Regions from separate parts of the Homo sapiens genome. Here region 2 is linked to region 1. Evidence: read pairs that join two places in POLR2A ChIA-PET (ENCODE). Cell type or tissue: OCI-LY7. All regions are shown on one strand. Links, peaks and the distances in the headings refer to the core of each region. The heading gives the core; the rest is flanking DNA.

Region 1 (2,923 bases), core at 320-2,819:
TTTTTAAATAATTATTTGGTGGTAATTCATTATACTAAACTTCTCAGTTTCTTTTTATTCAGGCTCCTTCCTCAGAGAAGCTTCCTGTTATGTACCTTATGGATTCTATTGTGAAAAACGTTGGAAGAGAGTATCTCACTGCCTTTACTAAAAATCTAGTTGCAACATTTATTTGTGTGTTTGAAAAGGTACATATGCATTTAGAAACATTTGCGTTTTTTTTTAAAAAATGTGTTCCTGATTAAATAAATATTTGCTTTGTGTTGGGTTTTCTTGGGTGGTGAAATGTTTTATACTTTTGGACATTTATCGTTAGTACCATTTCAAAGAAAGAGGCTGAAGTTAATGTTTTATGTTAGATTTTTAGAACAGATTCTAGGGGTTTACATTATCCATTTAAGAATAGATGGATTTGCTTTTAGAATTGTGCTTTTTAAAAAAATTGAGTGTGTTCATTTGAACATCTGTTTCATCACTTACAAACCAGGCAAAAAGATCTGAAATCGTCAAGAGTAATTAAAATTTCATTGTTTACATTTCTGGTGTTAGGATGTTGACTGTTCTCTTGGGGGGGTAAAAAGCATAATCCCTCAGTGTCTCAACCTGTGATTGGTTCCTGAAACTTGTGTGTTTTTTTGTTTTGTTTTCTGGAAATGTTTACTTTTGTTACATTGTTCAAGGTATGTTTTAGGTGAATGTTGTTGGTATGTGTGAATGGTGGACCAGTTAATTGCTGTTGGTTATTCTGGAAATACTTTTGCCCCTACCTTAGTGTTCAGAAATTAGGCTTATTTTTCATATCTAGAGATTGTAAATTTCTTCCATAACACTGTAACATGGTGGTTTGGTTAAAGCAGTATTATGTTGAGGAGGACAAGGGATTTGCTGAGGTAATTCTCTGCCTGTCAGGCTATATCTTTCACATTGAACAAAAAGGCACTTATGAGATACTTAGGTTTAAAGATTGTTTCCTAACGTCAATATTTGGTGGTAGTTATTATATTTTAGTAGATGAACACCTGTGTGTCAGTTGTCAGATTTGTAGAATTGGAATTTTTTTTGGAAGAACTATTCAGTATTAGATTTTACATGTTTATTAGAAAATAAGTAGTTGCTATTTGAGAAATGTTTTTAAGTTCTTAGAGAAAAACAGTATATGCAGAAGAAATCTGGAAAGCTCTATATCATATAGCATTAAAATGCTTGTTAATAGAATATTGTAGACATTTGCTGAATACTGCTAACCAGAGGCTGTAGTCTTAAGGAGAAGCTTAACCAACCTCTTGGTTTCGGTTTCAGTATGTTCAAATTCACTTGGGTGTTTGGTAGCATACCTTTACTGAATCTAACTGGGCATTAACATGACAGTTGATTAAAATGACCTTGTAATAAATACATTATTATCTGAAGACTTATGAATATAGTTAAGGCTTTACTGTCTATCCTAATGTTGAAAATCTAACTCAGTTTTCCCAAGTCCTAGGTTTCTTGATGGCGAATTTTCTTTCTTTTTCTTTTTTTTGTTTTGAGATGGAGTTTTGCTCTTGTTGCCCAAGCTGGAGTGCAATGGCACAATCTCGGCTCACTGCAACCTCCGCCTCCCGGATTCAAGTGATTCTCCTGCCTCAGCCTCCCGAGTAGCTGGGATTACAGGCATGAGCCATCATGCCTGGCTAATTTTGTATTTTTAGTAAAGACGGGGTTTCACCATTGTTGGTCAGGCTGGTCTTGAACTCCCTCAGGTGATCCACCTGCCTCGGCCTCTCAAAGTGTTGGAATTACAGGCGTGAGCCACCGTGCCTGGCAATGGCAAATTTTCTAAACATTTTTACGCCATCACAAACCTGAACAGAAAAGTTATTTAAAACTAAGGCTTATCAGTGGTTAAGATTTTGTGAATTTCAGTTGTTAAAGTGCTTTCCACACCACAATATCTTGTTCCTATGTACCCAACCATATAGTATTGCTGAGCATTAGTTAGTGAGATAGTTTTGCTTTAATTTTAACTTTGTACTACTATGTAAATAATTTAAAACATTTAAGCCATCAGGTAATCAATTTTTCTAGTTGTTTTATATTTTTTAGTTTTATATTTTCTAGTTGTCTTACATTTTTTTTTCCCAGAGAAAGAGTAACTTTAGGAATATTATACTAAGCTCTAAGATGTGGAAACGTTTTGTATATAGAAAGGCTCACCTGGTTGGTTGCTTGCATGAAGGCTAGGTGAAAATGGTTTTAATTACTCTGTTTTTGAAGGAGAAATGCACCTTTAATAAATTATTACTGTTGTATATACTTACCAATGGGTAGTACAGTTCTGTATGTGAAGTAGAGCAGATTTATATAACTTATATTTAATATATAAAATATTCTATAGTAACTTAACAAGCCATAGAATTGTTCTGTTGTTCTAGGTGGATGAAAATACTAGGAAAAGTTTATTTAAGTTACGTTCTACATGGGATGAAATATTCCCTTTGAAGAAACTTTATGCCCTGGATGTCAGAGTCAATTCATTAGATCCTGCTTGGCCTATTAAACCTCTACCCCCCAATGTGAATACGTCTAGCATCCATGTGAATCCTAAATTTTTAAATAAATCGGTAAGTTTTAATATGAATAGTAAGTAACATACTTTTAAGTATCACATTTTGAATTCTTCTGCAGAACTTACTGCCAGAAAGTCAAAATAGAATACTCGGTAGTGAATTGGTTCAATTTGAAAAAAAAAAAAATAGTGTGTATATGTTTGGAATTTTTATTTAGAAATATATTCACCTTGTTTAGGTATTATGTAACATTTATTTTGGGTTTTAAATTTCTGATAAGTTTTCTGTGTGATAGGAATTTGGATCATATTAAGAGTTAAGCTGATAATTTTTACTCCCTAGCTTCCGTTTTAGCTGATACGTTTTTCTTAAAC
Region 2 (2,923 bases), core at 302-2,801, 220 kb before region 1:
AAGAGCGGTTCCATTTGTGCAAAGAATATCTATTCCTCCATCAGCATGGCTTAACGCCTAATCTGGAAATCACAGTGTCACTATCAACTGGAAATGAGAGGACATTGATTGGAAGTGCCCACTGGCATTGTGGACCAACAGTCTTAAAAGGCCTCAGAGAAGATAGGCATGGCCTGCAGAAGGGGGAAGGGTGACCTTCCTGGTGTCAGTGGCTGGAGGCAGACAGGGTAAATAACAGCTGCCACTACCCTCACAGACCAGGGAGAGCCAATGCACAGGCCTACACACAGAACTCAATCCCAAGGACCAGTGGTGACCTTTGGTAGCCACAACCCTGAACTTGTGAGAGTCACCTAAATGAATTTGAGAGTCACCTAAAAATATGTCAGCACCATTCTGGCAGCCCAATCTTGTACTATTTTATGAAAGCACTATTGCCTCAGCCAATGGGAATGACCCAGGTTTGATTTCATAGGCGCAAGTCCCAAGCTCCTCAGGACATTTGGTACACACCAAACATGATGTAGAGGGTTGGAGAATACCTCAAATGGGATAAATGGCACTGTCACAAGCACAAAAGTGAGACTTAGAAAATTTCGAGGGAGGCACTTCTGGCAACTAGCTCCCACGTGGGACCAGGTCCAGGCTCAGGGTGGACTTCTACCAGGCGCTAGAGGAGAATTTAGAAGGAAACTTGAGGAAGGCATTCCAAAGCCTTAGTCTCCCTGAAGCGTAGAGGGCTGTGACAGGATCCCCTCTCACCCAGGCCTCAGAGGTACTTTCTTATCATCCCTCCTTATTGTCCTTTTGTGCCTCCTTATTTGCCTGTTTTAAAAAGATAGTGCCTTTTTTTGTTTTGTTTTTTGTGTTTTGGCAGGATCTCACTCTGTTATCCAGGCTGGAGTGCAGTGGCACAGTCCTGGCTTACTGCAACCTCCACCTCCCGGGCTCAAGCAATCTTCCCACCTCAGCCTCTTGAGTAGCTGGGACTACAAGCGTGCACCACCATGCCCAGCTAATTTTTTTTATTATTATTTGTAGAGACAGAGTCTTGCTGTGTTGCCCAGGCTGGTCTCGAACTCCTGAGCTCAAGTGATCTGCCTGCCTCGGCCACCCAAAATGCTGAAATTACAGGCATGAGCCACCTTTCCTGGCCAATTTTTTAAATATTTTGTGGAAGACAGAGTCTCCCTGTGTTGTCCAGGCTGCTCTCGAACTACTGGGCTCAAGTAATCCTCCCACCTCAACCTCCCAACATGCCGGGATTACAGGGTTGAGCTGCCATGCTCAGCCCAATGATGGTGCCTCTTATAGAGTGTCTGAATGGATAGAGAAACAAGGGCTAACTACAGGAAACCCACTTCACCTATAAAGACATATGTAGATTAAAAGTGAATGGGCGGAAAAAGATATTCCATGCAACTGAAAGCCAAAAAAAGAACAAGAGTAGCTATACTTAGATAAAATAGAAGACAAATCAAGGAACGTTAAAAGAGACCAAAAAAAATCACTACATAATGATGAATAGGTCAATTCAGCAAGAGGGTATAACCTTTAAAAATATCTATGCACCCAACATCAGAACTTTCAAGTATGTAAAGCAAACATTAATAGAGCTAAAGGAAAGATAAACAGTAATGCAATAATAGTAAGGGGCTGGGCACAGTGGCTTATGCCTACAATCTCAGTGCTTTGGGAGGCTGAAGTAGAGGATCACCTGAAGCCAGGAGTTCATGACCAACCTGGTCAACCCCATCTCCAAAACCCCATCTCCAAAAAAGAAGACCCCATCTCCACAAAAAATTGTAAAAGTTAGCTGGGCATGGTGGTGTGCACCTGTAGCCCCAGCTTCTTGGGAGGCTTAGGTAGGAGGATCACTTGAGCCCAGGAGTTCATGGTTACAATGAGCCACTACTGGAGTTCACGGTTACTGTGAGCTACCACACCACTGCACTCCAGCCTAGGCAACGGAGTGAGACACTGTCTCTAAAAATAATAGTAGAGGACTTTAATACCCCATTCTCAGGAATGAACAGATCATCTAGATGGAAAACACCTAATAAGGCCTATCTGACACATACTGAACATTTCACCCAGGTGCTGCAGAATACACATACTTTTCAACATCACATAACACTCTCAAGAATAGACCATGTCTTAAGCCACCAAACAAGTCTGAACAAATTCAAAAAAAGGTAAAAACCATATTAAGTATCTTTTCTCACCACAATGGAATAAAACAAGAGATCAATATCAAAAGGAACCTCAGAAACTTTACAAAATTAATTTCCATGGAAATTAAACATTCTCCTGAACAACCAACAGGTCAATAAAGAAATTAAGAAAGAAATTTTAGGCCAGGCACGGTGGTTCATGCCTGTAATCCCAGCACTTGGGGAGACCAAGGTGGGCAGATCACGAGGTCAGGAGTTCAAGACCAGCCTGGCCAACATGGTCAAACCTTGTCTCTATTGAAAATACAAAAATTAGCCAGGTGTGGTGGCGCATGCCTATAATCCCAGCTACTCAGGAGGCTGAGGCAGGAGAATTGCTTGAACCCGGGAGGCAGAGGTTGCAGCGAGCCGAGATCACGCCATTGCACTCCAGCCTGGGCAATAGAGTGAGACTCCGTCTCAAAAAAAAAGAAACTTAAAATGATGGTGGGTATACAAATGAAAGTGGGTATACAATATATGAAAATCTATGGGACATAGCAAAAGCAGTACTAAGAAGTTTATAGCAATAAACACCTGTATGAAAAAAAGTCAAAAGATTCAAATAAATGACTTAATGATGTACCTAAAGGAATTAGGAAAGCAAGAACAAACCTAAAATTAGTAGAAGGAAAGAAATAATAAAGATCAGAGCAGAAATAAATGAAATTGAGACTTAAAGAAAGCCCAAAAGATCAATGAAAAAAAAA

The links. ChIA-PET counts read pairs that join two places held together with the same protein. Peaks named below come from ENCODE experiments on the same cell type or tissue, not always from the same donor. Only the 100,000 strongest peaks of a DNase experiment are listed, where the experiment ranks them.
Region 2: POLR2A ChIA-PET joins it to region 1 with 5 read pairs; 19 of 35 experiments call an interaction of 5 or more read pairs at or near these places.

The regions. Positions count from the first base shown.
Region 1 is chr11:83,161,265-83,164,187 of GRCh38, forward strand. PCF11 (PCF11 cleavage and polyadenylation factor subunit) reads left to right here. Exons shown (of 16, transcript NM_001346413.3): 2 at 63-188; 3 at 2,415-2,603. Among named protein-coding and RNA genes, the nearest start is that of PCF11, 5.6 kb to the left of the region's middle. In OCI-LY7, for the core only: no CTCF peak of the experiment used is centred there; a DNase peak (open chromatin) is centred at 1,277; H3K4me3 peaks cover 1,111 bases.
Region 2 is chr11:82,937,551-82,940,473 of GRCh38, forward strand. No RefSeq gene overlaps it. Among named protein-coding and RNA genes, the nearest start is that of DDIAS, 37 kb to the left of the region's middle. In OCI-LY7, for the core only: no CTCF peak of the experiment used is centred there; no DNase peak of the experiment used is centred there.